Regions from separate parts of the Homo sapiens genome. Here region 1 is linked to region 2. A link is an interaction called in ENCODE POLR2A ChIA-PET data of the cell type or tissue named here. Cell type or tissue: B cell. All regions are shown on one strand. Each heading gives the region's core, and the rest is flanking DNA. Links, peaks and the distances in the headings are about the cores only.

Evidence for each region. Peaks named below come from ENCODE experiments on the same cell type or tissue, not always from the same donor. Only the 100,000 strongest peaks of a DNase experiment are listed, where the experiment ranks them.
Region 1: POLR2A ChIA-PET joins it to region 2 with 6 read pairs; 3 of 35 experiments call an interaction of 5 or more read pairs at or near these places.

What each region holds. Positions count from the first base shown.
Region 1 is chr2:43,238,714-43,241,616 of GRCh38, reverse strand. The region is part of intron 36 of THADA (THADA armadillo repeat containing); the gene reads left to right. Among named protein-coding and RNA genes, the nearest start is that of LINC01126, 13 kb to the right of the region's middle. In B cell, for the core only: no CTCF peak of the experiment used is centred there; a DNase peak (open chromatin) is centred at 1,116; H3K4me3 peaks cover 535 bases; H3K27ac peaks cover 2,030 bases.
Region 2 is chr2:43,132,692-43,135,594 of GRCh38, reverse strand. No RefSeq gene overlaps it. Among named protein-coding and RNA genes, the nearest start is that of LINC02580, 32 kb to the right of the region's middle. RefSeq lists enhancers at 1,217-1,286, 798-1,559, 1,727-1,776, 1,560-2,323. In B cell, for the core only: no CTCF peak of the experiment used is centred there; DNase peaks (open chromatin) are centred at 1,084 and 2,614; H3K27ac peaks cover 2,500 bases.

The DNA of each region.
Region 1 (2,903 bases), core at 110-2,609, 110 kb before region 2:
ATGAGAATTGCCCTGATTTTTTTTTAAATCCATGTGAGCTGTACTAAATAGTCCCTTTGCACCCCTGTCCAGACACTGCTGGTAAGTCCAGACAGGGGTGCAAAGGGACTGTTTAGTACAGTTTAGCTGACACAACTCAGCTTAGAACCCAAGTTGTGTGTGTTTGGATTCTGCCTCCGCATATACTTTCTTTTAAATAGTAGGCTCTAAGACTTAAAACAAAAAGGATGCCAGGCAAAGTGGCTCACACCAGTAATCCTAGCACCTTGGGAGGCCTAGGTGTGTGGATCACTTGAGCCCAGGAGTTTAAGACCAACCTGGGCCACGTGGCAAAACCCGTCTCTACAAAAAATACAAAAATTAGGGGGGACATGGTAGTTTGTGCCTGTAGTCTCAGCCACCAGGGAGGCTGAGGTGGGAGGACCACTTGAGCCTGGGAGGTCGCTGCAGTGAGCTGTGATTGTGCCACTTTGCCCTAGCCTGGGCGACAGAGTGAGACCCTGTCTCAAAAAAATAAACATAAAAAAAAGGAAGAGGGGTCCACCTGGGCCCGGTGAAGTCTGAATTCCCCCCAGACTTAATATCATGGCCAGGTAGGGATTTGGGGGAAGGGATGGCTGTGGACAAGGGCACAGACAGGGACGAGGGCAGAGAGAGGGTGGGCCATAGTCCTGGTGCTGCACCCGGCCCTGGCACTTGGCCCAGTGCATGCTGGGACTAGGGCTGCCCTTGAGAGCTCTGGCCAGCACATTTGGTTCTTCTTTGATGAAATTTTTTAAATTTTCAGATAAAGGACAGAGACTGTTAACCACAAACACCTATGTTCCCCGACCCAGACTTCCTACTGGGTTCTTTGCAGCTGGGGAGATGATCCCCTTCCATTCCTTAGGACACTGACCTTCCTCTGGGCCATTTGTCTCCAGTAGGGGTCAGCTGGGAGCTTTTAATTGGTGGTAAAGGTTGAAATGATGGCATTTGATAGCATGGCCATGAATGTACTCACAGAGTGCCCCACCTGGAATCCCAGCTCTGAGCCTGGGCTCTGATGGCCCTGGTGGGTGGAGAGCCCTGGCTAGTCTCGGAGTAGAGGGTAAGGGGAGGTAGGGGACTGAGAGGCTTCTGGCAGCCCCAGGAAATGTTGACTGGCAGAGTCAGCTGAACCGAGCTTGTTTTTCATGACTAATTTAAAGTTCAGGCTCTTCCCCTGCTAAGGGGAAGTGAAGACGACCATGGAGAAGACTAGAAATAATGAGGTTATCTGGAAACGGCCTCATGAAACCTGAATGTATTTTTGCTCAGAAAAAAAGAAAGTGCAGTAACACTCACTCCGTCAGACGCTGCCTTTGCTGCCCAGGCCACCCCAGCCTGCCTGGCCTCGCCTCCAGTCCTCCCTTTAGTGGGCAGCTTGTCTCCCTGCGGCCCAAGCTTGGGCTCCTCACTGCCTCTCGGTTGTGTGTGTCCTCTCACCCACCCTGCTTAGCCTGTCTGTGAAGCCACCTCCTCCTTCCACATTTGTTTTTCCTTTCTGTCTTTTGATTACCCCTACTCATGATATAATTTGTCTGTGTCACACACCGTCTTCGACTGTTTCGTCACACTTCGTGTGGGTCAGCTTGCCTCTGGCAACTCTTCTCTCTCTTAGAGTGGTTTTCTGGGTGGTTTTCCTCATGTTTCACACAGCGTCCTCCACACACAGGTGATCAATAAATACTTGTGGGTAGATAAAATATCAGATTGATGGGTGAATGGGTGAGTGGGTGGATGGGTGGTGAGTTGGTTGGATGGCAGGGCCACCCAACACCTTGGCCAGTCCCCTAAAGCTGAGGGATTTTTCAGATGCCTGAAGGAGGATTCTCCAGAGCTAGGGGCAGGGAGAATTCAACCCATTGCCATTTGCACAGCATTTACTATGCTGATTGCCCTCTCTTGAGAAGGACTAGAAGGCAGACTTGACCAATGGCCTTAGTCTAGAAGTCATCTCCCCCATAATACTTTAAAATCAGACCATGGGCTTTTTAATCCGTGGTCTGAAATAGTTTTCAAGGTTGGCACCTGGAAGACATCCACTTTGACATCTTTCTTTCATTCAGTAGTTGAAAGCAACCTCAAAGTCTGTGACTTACCTGTCTACCTGCCTAGAAATTAATAATCACTTCCCCTAGTGGGGGGAATCAGAGGCTGAGATTTGTAGTGGAGGCAACACACTGTGTGAGGCCTGGGTCTTCACCTCCAGCCCTGTTGGGGGGCGGGGGATGGGGGTGGAGGCGCTCATCGTGGAGGCAGAGAAGAAGCACCAGGGAGTATCAGCACATAACAGGGTTTCTGATAGCTAGGCATCTGCCTTGGATGGGGAGCCCTGATGTGGCTGGGGCAGTAGCAAGATGAAGGCTATACTGCAGCAGCCCTGAAGGCTCTGGTTTGCTTCCCTCCTCTGCAGTCCCAGTGAGTTATCCCTTCACAAGGATGGAAGGCACCAGATTAACCAATTCTAAATGCTGATCCATCACATTTCCAACATGATTCCAAATGACCACATGTTAATCCCACTTGTGTAGGCCTACCACAGACATGAATGTGTACCAGCTAACCCCACCCATTTGAAGCACTCCAGGAAGATTCTAGGGCATATTTCTTCTTGCCCTAGCAGTGTAGCCGGTGGGAGGAAGAGCCTCGGAGATCATTTATTCCCCACATTGACGTCTTCCTCCCACCAACCCCCAGCTCCCACAGCTCTTGGCATGTGAACCACTCCACTGAGCACCTGATGTCCCTGCTGTTGCCTGGGTGTTTGTCTTACCTTCCCACCTAGACCTCCTGCTTCTTCATTCCCTTTTGTGGCTGATTACTATTCCATTGTATGAATTTATAACAGCATTTTATTTATCCATTTATTAGCTGATGGA
Region 2 (2,903 bases), core at 144-2,643:
CTTTCCATGGAACCCACTGCCTACATGAGGATTATAGAATGTAAGGCTGGGCGCAGTGGTTCACACCTGTAATCCCAGCACTTTGGGAAGCTGAGGCAGGAGGATCCCTTGAGGCCAGCCTGGGCAACATAGTAAGACCCGTCCCTACAAAAAAGAAAACGAAAATTAGCCGGGCTTGGTGGTCCCAGCTACTCAGGAGGTTGAGGTAGGAGGTTCACTTGAGCCCAAGAGTTTGAGGCTGCAGTGAGCTGTGATCCTGCCACTGCACTCTAGCCTGGGTCACAGAGGGATACCCTATCTCAAAAAAAAAAAAAAGACAGAAAGAAAGGAATGTATTTATTCTGTCTATTGTGCCTCCCCAACAAAATGTGGGCCCCAAGAGGGCAGGAATCTTTTTTTTTTTTTTTTTTTTTTTTTGAGATGGAGTTTCGCTTTTGTCACCCAGGCTGGAGTGCAATGGCACGATCTCGGCTCACTGCAACCTCTGCGTCACAGGTTCAAGCAATTCTCCTGCCTCAGCCTCCTGAGTAGCTGGGATTACAGACAGATGCCATGACGCCCAGCTAATTTTTGTATTTTTAGTAGAGACGGGGTTTCACCATGTTGGCCAAGCTGGTCTCGAACTCCTGACCTCAGGTGATCCACCCGCCTCGGTCTCCCAATGTTCTGGGATTACAGGCGTGAGCCACCACGCCCGGCCGAGGGCAGGAATCTTTACTTTTCTCGCTGATGTCTCCCAAGTGCCCAGAACTTGCCAGGCCATTTTAGGTGCTCCATAGACATTTATTTAGATTGTCGCTGGCACTGGAGCTGAGAGCAGAGAGAAGCTTGAGGGAAGAAGGGGGGTCCTCAAAGCCATGGCTACCCCTCAGAGGGGAGGCAGGGGCAGGGGAAGGAGCGGGGCCGGGCGGCCACCGGATCTCTGGACCCCTCCACCCCACTTGCCCTCCTCCCTCGGGGGTGGGGGGGCATGTCTGCCCTGCACACGCATGTTGGCACACACCTGCGTACCCTGCATAGGTGGCCCCACCTCCCACCTAGTCCAGATGCATGCGCGGCTGACGTGGCTGTGGTTTTGAGGCCCCAGAGGTACAGATTAGAGTCAGGGCGTCTGTCCTTTTCGGCTGCAGGAGCAGGGTGGGATGGGGACAGGCACTCCCTGCAAGCAAGCACCCAGAGGCCCTTTCTCCCTGACCTCTTGCACACACATGTGGACAGACAGGTGGTCCCCCAGGCTGGCTGTCCTTAGACCTCAGGCCCAGGAGCTGTGCACCTATCTATACTAGGCCTTGTTGCAGGGGAAGAGGGGCGGCAGAGGAAGTGGCTGCGGGCGCCCTTCCTAGCGTCTGAACTTCCACCTTTAGTGTTTGTGCCCGACACATGGGCGCCCAGCTTTGTTTGTCAGTTCTTTCCTTTGAGGGAAGCGTTATTTCTTTTGCCTTCTCATGTCAAAACCACATCCCTGCGGGAGGGTTTCACATTCAGCCCTTAGTGGTGTTGAGCTTGTCTGCCCAGGCCTCCCTCACGCGCACACCATGTGGCCAGTCCTGGGGAGCATGCCGGTCCCCTGCTCAGAAACCTGCTGCTGCCCAGGGCCTACCAGGTCCAGCCCCGCACTCAGACCCAGTGCTCGAGGCCCTGCCCTGCCGCCTTCCCTACCCCAGGCATCCTGCTTTGCGGGCAGATGTGTGGCCTTGAGCCAGGTGTCCAGGTTCAATGCCAGCACTGTATGACTGGCAAGTCACTTAGCCTCTTTGTGCCCAGGTTCTCTTCCTCGCAGAACTATTGTGAGAGTTAAGTAGGTTCACATATGCAAAGTGCTTAGCACAGCACCTACTGTGCAGGTAAGGTGTCAATTAATATTAGCTGCCATGATGATCATTTCCTGCCTCAAAGTCAGGAGGGCCTGAGAAATGGCTTTGTCAGGGCTTTGCAGCCCAGCTCTGGCCTCCCAGACTGAGCCAGCTGCTTCCAGGTCACCTGGGAGCTTGTTGGAGACTCAGAGTCCCAAGCCGCTCTAGGGGTTGTGACACAGCAGCTGTGGGCTGGGCTGGGGTGGTGGGGCTGGGGGCCTCACACCTGGGCCTGCAGGCATCTGTGGGACAGGAATCCCCTGCAAGGCCCTTCCCCAGCCTCAGGCTGGTCCACCCACCCGAGTCTTTCCAATTCTGCTTCTCCAGATCCCCTGTGCCTTGCAAGGTTCCTGTCCTGCAGGAAGTAGGCCCACAAACCCTGCCGCCGACACCCCACAACCCCTCCTTCCTGGAGCCTCAGTTTCCTCAAGTATGAAAGGGGATAAAAAATGCCCACATCTCAGGATTAACATCAAGCAAGGTCTTAGATGAAAAGCACCTGGCCCATGGCAGCCGAGAAGGCTAGTTATTATTACTGCTATTGGTGTTATTGCCCGCACCCTGCACCTGCTGAGCACCTGCATGTTCCTCTGGGTTCCCGGCAGGGTCTAAATGCCTAAACTCACATCAGGTGTTAGGGAAGTTGTGTTGACCAGGGTGGACTCTGATTAACCTTCCACCTCCTTGCCTTGGGCTCTTGGAGCTGAGAGGGAGCACCATGGCTGGAGTCTGAGTGTGGCTGGCCCTCACTCAAAACAGCCTGAGTGAAGGAGGAAGGAAGAGAGGTTGAACTGAGTGGCTTGGGCCCCAAAGGATGTTGAAAGCTAGGCCGCGGAGTGACAGTTCTTGGGGGCCCCACTGTAGCTCCCTGCCCGCCCCACCGGCTGCTGTCAGTGGGAAGTGCACAGGCCCGGGGTGGGTAGAGGTAGGGTCCCAGCCTGGGCCAGCTCCCCGGGCCCTGCCACTGCAGACCTGGGCAGCCACCAGAGCTTTGCGTCTTGGGGTCAGCATTGCCTTCTCCAGGCTCCTCCAGTGGAAGCCGCCTCCTCA